Linked DNA regions of Homo sapiens: region 1 is linked to region 2. Evidence: read pairs that join two places in POLR2A ChIA-PET (ENCODE). Cell type or tissue: GM12878. All regions are shown on one strand. Each heading gives the region's core, and the rest is flanking DNA. Links, peaks and the distances in the headings are about the cores only.

Region 1 (5,374 bases), core at 158-5,157, 1.2 Mb before region 2:
AAGACAAAGCCAAATGTCTATCAGTGGATAAATGGATAAACAAAATGTGGTACATCCATACAATATTACTCCATTATGTTATATGATTCCATTTACATGAAACATCCATTATAGGTAAATCCATAGAGGTAGAAGGTCAAATAGGGTTTGTCAGAGGCTGTGGGAGAGAGGACTGGGGAGTGAGGATGACTTCTAATGAGCACCGGATCTACTCTGAGGGATGAAAGTATTACGGAGCTGGACAGCAGTGAGGACTGCACATTATGAATGTACTAAGTGCCCCTGAACAGTCTGCTTCAACATGGTTCATTCTGTTAGATGAATTTCAGCTCCGTTTTTAAAAACTTGACACCCAGGTGGATTTAGGGGAAATTTCCATGAAACATTCAAAGAATAGGTATTTCTTACCCTTCAGAAATATTTATATAGAAAAGCAGAAGAGGGATACTCCCGATATAGTTAGGATATTTGTCCCCACCCAAGTCTCATATTGAATTATCCCCAGTGTTGGAGGTGGGGCCTGGTGGGAGACGTTTGGGTCATGGGGACGGATCCTCCATGGCTTGGTGCAGTTTTCTTGGTAGTGAGTTCTCCCGAGATGTGGTTGTTGTCAAGTGTGTGTGGCATCTACTCCCCGACCCCCATCTCTTGCTCCTGCTCCCACCATGTGAGACTCCTGTTATCACTTCATCTTCCACCATGAGCAAAAGCTCCCTGAGGCCTCCCCAGAAGCCGAGCACATGCCAGGGCCATGCTTCCAGTACAGCCTGCAGAACCGTAAGCCAAATCAACCTCTTTCTTTATAAATTACCCAATCTCAGGTATTTCTTTATAGCAATGCAAGAATGGCCTAACATGCTCCCCAACTCAAGACACGACTTTAGGCCAGGGACGGTGGCTCATGCCTGTAATCCCAGCACTTTGGGAGGCCAAGGCAGGCGGATCACAAGGTCAGGAGATTGAGACCATCCTGGCAAACACAGTGAAACACTGTCTCTACTAAAAATACAGAAAATTAGCCGGGCGTGGTGGCGGGCACCTGTAGTCCCAGCTACTCCGGTAGGCTGAGGCAGGAGAATGGCACGAACCTGGGAGGCGGAGCTTGCAGTGAGCCGAGATTGCACCACTGCACTCAAGCCTGGGGAACAGAGTGAGACTCCATCTGAAAAAAAAAAAAAAAGATAGGACTTCAGCGTAACTGTGATTCCAAAACTGTACAAAGACAGTACAAGAAAGGAAAGTTTCAGTTCAACTTTACCCATGAGATGTAAAAACCCTTAAATTACATACTTATCAAATAGAACCTGGTAATGTATAAAAACATAATGACCACATTGGGTTTACTTCAGGCATGCAAGACTAGTTCATTAGAAAATCTACTGACATAAGGCTGGGCGCGGTGGCTCACACCTGTAATCCCAGCACTTTGGGAGGCCGAGGCGGGCAGATCACAAGGTCAGGAGATGGAGACCATCCTGGCTAACACGGTGAAACCCCGTCTCTACTAAAAATACAAAAAAATTAGCCAGGCGTGGTGGCGTGCACCTGTAGTCCCAGCTGCTGGGGAGGCTGAGGCAGGAGAATGGCATGAACCCGGGAGGCAGAGCTTGCAGTGAGCTGAGATCGCGCCACTGCACTCCAGCCTGGGCGACAGAGCGAGATTCTGTCTCAAAAAAAAAGAAAAAGAAAATCTACTGATATAATTCACCATGGTAATAGATTAAAGGAGAAAAGCCAGAAGATGTCACTGATGATGGAAAACCATTCAATAAATTTCAACATCTACTCATGACAAAAACTCTTAGCAAACCAAGAATGGAAAGCGTACTTTATTTATTTATTTATTTATTTATTTATTTATTGTATTATTATTATTATTTGAGACAGACTCTAGCTCTGTCACCCAGGCTGGAGGGCAGAAGAAAGGTCAGAGAGACTTGAAGGGGATCCGGACAGGCCACCACAGAATATGCGACTTTGACATAAAGATTATTTTGAGCTGAAGGCAATTGAGAATCAACAGATCCAGAAAGAGTTCTCTGCCCTCCCCCTTTTTGCCTAAAAGCAGGTCATAAATTTGATCACACCAGTGTACTCCAGCCTGCGTGACAGAGGAAGACCCTGTCTCTTAAAAAAGTAAATAAGTAAATAAAAGTATCTGTATTTCTATATACCAGCAACAATCAGAAAACAATTTAAAAAAGGAATTAACAATGAAAAAGAAAGGAAGGAAGGAGGGAAGGGAGGGAGGGAGGGAGGAAAGAAAGAAAAAGGAGAAAGAAGGAAAGAAGGAAGGAGGGAGGGAGGGAGGGAAGGAAGGAGAGAGAGAGAAAGAGAAAGGAAGAAAGAGAGAGAGAGAAAGAGAAAGAAAGAGAGAGAGAGAAAGAGAAAGAAAGAAAGAGAAAGAAGGAAAAGGAAAAAAAGAGAAAAAGAAAAGGAAAGGAAAGGGAGAGAGAGAAAGAAAAGGAAAGAGAGAAAAAGAAAGAAAGGGAGAGAGAAAGAAAGAAAAAGAAAGAAAAGAGAAAGAAAGAGAAGAGAGAAAGAAGAAAGAAAAAAAGACAGACCTAATAATACCAACAATAAATCCAAAAGATGTGTAAACGCTTAATGGGGAAATTACAAAACTTTATTGAAAAACATTAAAGTTGGCTTATGCGTGGGTCAACCATAGTGGCTCACGCCTGTAATCCCAGCACTTTGGGTGGCTGAGGCAAGTGGATCACTTGAGGCCAGGAATTCAAGACCAGCCTGGTCAACATGATGAAACCCCATCTCTATTAAAAATACAAAAGAATTAGCCAGGCATGGTGGCACATGCCTGTAATCCCAGTTACATGGGAGGCTGAGGTGGGATAATCGCTTGAACTCGGGAGGTGGAGGTTACAGTGAGCTGAGATCGCGCCATTGCACTCCAGTCTGGGAGACAGAGTGAGACTCTGTTTCAAAAAAAAAAAAAAACAAATCATATCAGCAGCAACAACAAAAACCCGATTCAAAACTGGGCAAAGTGCACACTTCAGTAGCACATATACTAAAAATGGAACAACACAGATTATTAGCATGGCCCCTGGAAAAAAAAATTTAATGGGCAAAGCACTTGAATAGACATATCTAAGATGTACAAATGGCCAATAAGCAGATGAAAAGATGCTCCACATCATTAGTCATTAGGAAAATGCAAACCAAAACCACAATGAGAATGACCATATGATTCAGCAATTCCACTTCTGCGTGTATACCCCAAAGAATCGAAAGCAGGGTCCGGAAGAGCTGTGGACACCATGTTAACAGCAGCATTATTCACAATAGCTAAGAGGTGGAAGTAACCCAAGAATCTATAAAGGGATGAAAGGATAAGCAAAATGTGGAACATACATACACTTAAATTTTATTCAGCCTTAAAAAGGAAGGAAATTATGGGCTAGGGGCAGTGGCTCACGCCTGTAATCCCAGCACTTTCAGAGGCCAAGGCGGGCGGATCATTTGATGTCAGGAGTTTGAGGCCAGCCTGAAGAACACAGCGAAACCCCGTCTGTACAAAAAATACAAAAATCAGCCTGGTGTGGTTGCGCGCGCCTGTGATCCCAGCTACTTGGGAGCTGAGGCAGGAGAATCGCTTGAACCTGGGAGGCGGAGGTTGCGGTGAGCCAAGATCACACCACCGCACTCTAGCCTGGGCAACAGAGCGAGACTCGGTCTCAAAAAAAAAAGGAAGGAAATTCTAACACATGCCACAACATGGACGTTGAGGATGATTTGCTAAGTAAAATAAGCCAGTCACAGAAAGACAAATACTATGTGATTCCACGGAGAGGAGGTACTGAGGGTACTCTCATTCACAGAGAGAGAAGGTGGAATGGTGGTTGCCAGGGGCTAGGGGTAGGGGGAAGGAAAGTTAGTGTTTACTGGATACAGAGTCTCAGTTTTACAAGATGAAAAAGAGTTCGGGAGATGGATGGTGCTGATGCTTGCACAACGGGATGAATGTATCTAATACCACCGAACCGTATACTTAAAATGGTTAGGATGGTACATTTCATGTTGTATGTATTTTACTGCAATAAAAAAATTTAATGGGGGAAATCCATTAATAGAGGAATGCCCAGGAGTTTGAGACCAGCCTGGACAACATAGTGAGACCCCATCTCTACAAAAAAATACAAAAAAATTAGCTGGGTGTGGTGGCATGTGCCTGCAGTGCCAGGTACCTGTAGTTCCAGCTACTGGGGGTGAAGGGGCGGGCAGCTGAGGTGAAAGAATGGCTTGAGCCCAGGAGGTGGAGGCTGCAGTGAGTCTTAATCGCACCATTATTCTCCAGCCTAGGTGACAGAACAAGACTCAGTCTCAAAAAAAAAAAAAAAAAGGTTAAATTACAGTGTGGTTATACTATAACATTCTGTTCAACCATTACATAAACAAAGTGGACTTGAACATGAGCAGATTTCTAAGACATACTGTTTCAAAAAATTCAATTTGCAAAACAATATACTCAATAGGATCCTATGTATTTTATTTTGTTTTTATTTATTTATTTATTTTGAGATGGAGTTTTGCTCTTGTTGCCCAGGCTGGAGTGCAATTGCGTGATCTCGGCTCACTGCAACCTCCGCCTCCCGGGTTCAAGCGATTCTCCTGTCTTAGCCTCCTGAGTAGCTGGGCTTATAGGCGCCGGACGCCAGGCCCAGCTAATTTTTGTATTTTTTTTTTTTTAGTAGAGATGCGGTTTCACCATGTTGGCCAGGCTGGTCTCGAACTCCTGACCTCAGGTGATCCACCCACCTCGGCTTCCCAAGGTGCTGGGATTACAGGCATGAGCCACTGTGCTCGGCCTTACTTTATTTTTAAAAAATTGACACAATAATGTACAATCTCTGTGTATGTATAAAACATAATGTGTGTGGATGTGTGTGTAGAGTTACATATTTGTAAATTCCTAGAAAACAGACTGTAAGCGAGACCTCAAAGTGGGACTTTGGGGAAAGGAAGAGGAGGTAGGGGAGGGAGGGCGGGACAGAGAACTTTCAAGTCTTGCTTTATGTATTCATGTATCATTTGAGTCTTTCCCAATGAACAGGTATTGGTGTATTTGTTGTATAATTACATTTTTAAGTGCTTTAAGACCCAGGTGGCGCTGAGCTAGATGCCTCATGGACTAATGACATGGTATTATCCACCATCCGGAGATAATTTACTCTTTCATAAGTGTGCTGAGTGGCTGGCATTCCTCAATAAGGGATGTAGAAGCATAAGCAAGTATTAGAAAAGAGGATGATCTCACTCTTGCCTGTGACCTTTGTAAGTTTTATTCTTGCACTGATTTACTGCTGAAGCCCAAATTTGAGGCCTGACCATCCTTTTATTACCATCATCCTTT
Region 2 (5,374 bases), core at 157-5,156:
CAGCAGAGGAAATTCCAGAAGAATTAAAGAAAGAAACAGTTAAAATCGCTTTGGGGACTGGGGTGAGATTGCCGCTTTTCAATATTATTATCTTTCTGCTTTTTTTTACTTGTTATTGTATGTATACTATTTTGATATGTCAACTTAAAATAATCAAAATGGTCAGAGTCTGGTTTAAAGGGAGTTTATTCAGGCACAAAGTTTGAAGATGAGCTGCCTGGGAAGCACAGATTCCAAAGAATGGAAGTCAGTGCTCCAAAGTGTAGAAGTTTGCAACTGTTTATATAGACAAAGCTTGGGGAAGCGGAACAGAATCTCAACGTCTTTCTATATAAGGTTTAATGCATAATTACAATATCTGGTTGGTTGAGGTAGTCTTTCTTTTTGGGAAAGGTATATTTAACCTTCCACACTAAAGATGTAATAGACATGGGGTCTTTTGTCCCATCTGGTCTAGGTTAGGCACGGGACAATAAAGAAGGCAGTTCATCTACAACAAAGATCAGTGATTGGAAGGGGAGGAGGTTTGGTCTCTGGTCTCTCCCAGTCATTTACAGAACAAGAGCAATGAGGAAGAGAGTTAAACTATCACCTAAGAGCAGAAGTTGCATACATGCTATGGGAGTTTCCAGGGCTTAACTCCCCACATGGCATAATACATTTAGAGAGTCCTGAATATTTTTTCTTTTACAGATACAAAATATATAGATAGATAGATAGATATTCAAAATGCAAGCATATTTTCCAGGCTTTTTTTTTTTTTTTGAGACAGCGTATCACTCTGTCACCCACGCTGGAGTCCAGTGGCGTGATCTCAGCTCACTGCAACCTCTGCCTCCCAGGCTCAAGTGATTCTCCTGCCTCAGCCTCCCAAGTAGCTGGGATTACAGGTGCTGACCCACCACCACCCAGCTAATTTTTGTATTTTTAGCAGAGATAGGGTTTCGCCATATTGGCTAGGCTGGTCTCAAACTCCTGACCTCAAGCGATCTGTCCGCCTCAGCCTCCCAAAGTGCAGGGATTACAGGCATGAGCCACCAGGCCCGGCCCAAAATGCAAGCATTTTTTCAAAGCTCCTAGAGCTTGAGGCCAGGACAGGGGAAGCTTTGAAAGGTACTCCTGGGACATGGAGATGCAGCTTCGGACCCAGCCTCTCCCCGGAAACTGTCTTCACAGTGAAATCTTGTCTCAGCTCCATGCCTGCTGCTGTTCCCCGCTGCATCTCCTGCTGCTGTTGCCCGCTGCATCTCCTGCTGTGGCCAGATGACCCAGTCTGGGCTTGAGCAAGGGTAATGACTGATACAGATTTTTCCCAACCAGCTGAGAGATCGGAGGGTGACACTGTCAAAAACAGAACGGTGAAAAGAATGAACTGTAAAATTAATTAAATGTCATGCACTCAAAAACACAGCAAGCCTGGAATAAGAACATGGGCCAAGGCTTCAACAGTCAGCACTTAACTCCCATGTACCTCTTTATTGTCCCCCCAAGAGCGTGCCAAGAAATTGGGGGTTCATGCTGTCATCAGTGTCACCCCCCCCCCGCCCACCCTGAGCTTCTATCCCTTTAATTCCAAACTGCTCCTCTCCTGGGTTGACTCTGTTTCTTAGCTAGCACACAGCTCAGACAGCTCTCCATCTGATCCAGTAATCAGGAAATTTAAGAAAAGAAAAAACATCCAAAAAAAAAAAAATGGTGTGTAAGGTAATTTTGTCCCAGATCTTTCCCTCCGAGTCATGAACATAATAGATCTGACTTTTTACGTTGTGTGCCCCCCTAAGAAGCATAAAAGAAAGGTTACCCTGGCAAGCAGCTAGAAAATAGTTTAATTAATCCCAAAGTGTGTGCCTCGTTTGGAAAGCACATCACAAAAGAATCCTGTGTTTACTGAACTAGATCCTTAAGGCTATTATCCCTCCACCAATGGTGAGATTTTTCTGAGGGAGCCGCGTCCCTTGTGGTCTAGAAGGTACTGCCATTAAAACTAAGATCCACACAGGGAACTATGATTGAAGATGCTGAAGGTGCAGGAACTTTGCCCTTGGCAGAGGGAATTGGGGGTCCCTAAGTTTGTGCAAAGCTGTCTAAGCCCTAACCCTGTGGATTTCTTCACTCTCCTGAGCAGAGGGGAGGTGTGCCCAGCTGGCTTTCCCCAGACCATTCCCAAGGAGCAGAAGTGGTAGGGAGCTGCCTTTGGCGTGCTTCTGGTTGGCCATCCCTTTTTTGAAAGCAAATGCTGCCCTACCTTAGCAGATATGCTAGGACTAACCAGAAACTGGTTGCCTAAAATAAAAAAATGCAATCATGGATTTTTGCTTTTGTTTTTGATTTTGAGACCAGGTCTCGCTTTGTCACCTAGGCTGGAGCCCAGTTGCGTGATCATAGCTCACTGCAGCCTCGACTTACTGGGCTCAAGTGATCCTCCCCCCACCTCAGCCTCCCACCGAGTAGCTGAGACTACAGACACACGCCATCATGCCTGTCTCATTTATTTATTTTTTGGAGAGATGGGACCTAGCTATATTACCCAAGCTGATCTCAGACTCCTGGGCTCAAGCAATCCTCCCACCTCTGCCTCCCAAAGTGTTGAGATTACAGGCGTGAGTCACTGTGCCCAGCCTCCTCTATCAATTAAATGGGTGATTTTTTTTTTTTTGAGACGGAGTCTCACTCTGTAGCCCAGGCTGGAGTGCAGTTGCGTGATCTCGACTCACTGCAACCTCCATCTCCCGGGTTCGAGTGATTCTCCTGCCTCAGCCTCCCGAGTAGCTGGGATTACAAGCGCCCGCCACCACACCCGGCTAATTTTTATTTTTAGTAGAGACAGGGTTTCGCCATGTTAGCTAGGCTGGCCTTGAACTCCTGGCCTCAGGTGATCTACCCGCCTCGGCCTCCCACAGTGCTGAGATTACTGATGTGAGCCACCGCGCCCGGGCTTTTCTTTTTTTTTAAGAAGCTCAGGCCACTACATCATGGGTGAAACTTGAAAACATTATGCTAAGTGAAATAAACCAGTCACAAGAGGACAAATATTGTATGATTACACTCCTATGAGAGACCTAGAGTCATGGAATTCATAGAAAGTAGAATGGTGGTTTCCAGAGGATAAGGGGGTGGCGGGGGAATGGGGAGCTCTTGTCTAATGGGTACAGAGTTTCAGTTTCACAAGATGAAGAGCTCTGGAAATGAATGGTGGTGATAGTTGCACAACTGTGAATATACTTATGCCACTGAATGGTATACTTAGAAGTGGTTAAAATAGGACTGGAGCGGTGGCTCACACCTGTAATTCCAATACTTTGGGAGGCCCAGGTGGGCGGATCACCTGAGGTTGGGAGTTGGACACCCGCCAGACTAACATGGAGAAAACCCGTCTCTACTAAAAATACAAAATTAGCCGCGCGTGGTGGCACATGCCTATAATCCCAACTACTCGGGAGGCTGAGGCAGGAGAATGGCTTGAACCCGGGAGGTGGAGGTTGCAGTGAGCCAAGATTGCGCCATTGCACTCCAGCCTGGGCGACAAGAGCAAAACTCCGTCTCAAAAAAAAAAAGTGGTTAAAATATTAAAATATTACATTTTATGATAGGTATATTTTACTAGAATTTTAACAAATAAATTGGGCCAGGCAAGCTGGCTCACACCTGTAATCCCAACACTTTGGGAGGCCACGGAGGGAGGATCACTTGAGCTCAGGAGTCCAAGATCAGCCTGGACAACGTAATGAAACCCCATCTCTACAAAATACGCAAAAATTAGCCAGGCGTGGTGGCGCATGACTGTGGTCCCAGTTACTTAGGAGGCTGAGGTGGGAGGATCACTTAAGCCTGGGAAGTAGAGGTTGTAATGAGCTGAGATGGTGCCACTGCATTCCAGCCCGGGTGACAGAGTGAGACCCCATCTCAAAAAAAAAAAAAAAAAAAAAGGCCGGGTGCGGTGGCTCATGCCTGTAATCCTAGCACTTTGAGAGGCCGAGGTGGGCAGATCACCTGAGGTCAGGAGTTCAAGACCAGCTTGGCCAACATGGTGAAACCCCATCTCTACTAAAAATACAAAAAATTAGCTGGGCATGGTGGTTCGCGTCTGTAGTCCCAGCTACTCGGGAAGCTGAGGCAGGAGAATTGCTTAAACCCAGGAGGTGGAGGTTGCAGTGAGCTGAGATCGCATCACTGCACTCCAGCCTGGTAACAGAGCAAGACTCCATCTCAAAAAAAAAAAAAAAAAAAAAACACCAAATTAATTAACAAAAAAAAGCTCAGGTCTTAGTCTATTAAAAAATATATGGTATCCTGCTTTATTGTAGGTGTTAGCATTATGTTGATTTCAAAGACAGCTTAGAAGCCCAGGCAGGGGCAGCTCAGTGGGCATCTGAGGGCAAGCCCGGACTCTTCTGGAGCCTGGGAGGGAGGAAACTTCTCCTCCTCATGAGTAATGACTGTGGTTTTCTGGCAAACATTAAGGAGGAAGGAACTAAAAATACTTATCGGCCACTCTGCCAAAACTCCACAGTGCTCGGAACGTACCAGGCCAACATGTTGAAGCACTTTCAGAGTGAGAGGGATCTGCCTAAACACCAAGGTCAAAGTCATTTCACACCTTCGCCTTTGCCTCTCGCTGAGCCTGGTGCATAGGAGGAAGGACGGGGCCCCCAGCACAGCTCTAGACCACTGTCCACCCAGGAGAGAGGCAGCAGCAAGGGGAACCAGCCCAGACCTCAGGCGTGTGGCCACAGAGAGGCCTCCCCCAGCCAGCTGCAGGGCCCAGCCGAGCGCTACCAGGAGGGGCCTCTTCTGCTGCCAACTCTAACAAGCTAAGGCAGAAAGAGCATCATAGACATTTCCCTAATGTGTCCTCCCGAGCTGCAGGAATCCAAGCCGAGACACCTGCGGAGGTGGCAGAAGAAGAGGAGAAATAGGTGTGAGAAGACAGCCCAGGTGGAGCAGGGTCCTGGAGGGAGGAGCTTCTTAAACTCCACTGTGCACGTGACTCACTGAGGGGGCTCTGGTTACAATGCAGATTCTGATTAAGCTGATCTAGGGTGGGGCCGAGATCCCGCCTTTCCAACAAGTGCCCAGGTATGCCGACGCAGCTGGCCCATGGACCACATTTTGAGGAACAAAACAAACTCCCCCAACCCCCCGCCAGGCACAGAGGGCAAATAGGGATGGGAGTTGGGGGTTGGCAGTGGTGACTCGGGTGTGGTGAGGTCCTGGTTTGGGGACTGAGGAACATTTTCTGAATCCTGGCCTTACCATACAGGTGGGCATGAAAGCCAACGGCCTGTGACTTTGCATCAGGTGTTGTGATGGTTGAGACTGAGTGTCAACTTGATTGAAGGATACAGAGTATGGATCCTGGGTGTGTCCGTGAGGG

The links. Peaks named below come from ENCODE experiments on the same cell type or tissue, not always from the same donor. Only the 100,000 strongest peaks of a DNase experiment are listed, where the experiment ranks them.
Region 1: POLR2A ChIA-PET joins it to region 2 with 5 read pairs; 1 of 35 experiments calls an interaction of 5 or more read pairs at or near these places.

The regions. Positions count from the first base shown.
Region 1 is chr1:7,992,109-7,997,482 of GRCh38, reverse strand. No RefSeq gene overlaps it. Among named protein-coding and RNA genes, the nearest start is that of ERRFI1, 32 kb to the left of the region's middle. RefSeq lists an enhancer at 5,115-5,374. In GM12878, for the core only: no CTCF peak of the experiment used is centred there; a DNase peak (open chromatin) is centred at 3,192; H3K4me3 peaks cover 638 bases; H3K27ac peaks cover 1,708 bases.
Region 2 is chr1:6,743,088-6,748,461 of GRCh38, reverse strand. No RefSeq gene overlaps it. Among named protein-coding and RNA genes, the nearest start is that of LINC01672, 21 kb to the right of the region's middle. In GM12878, for the core only: no CTCF peak of the experiment used is centred there; DNase peaks (open chromatin) are centred at 3,151 and 4,611; H3K27ac peaks cover 476 bases.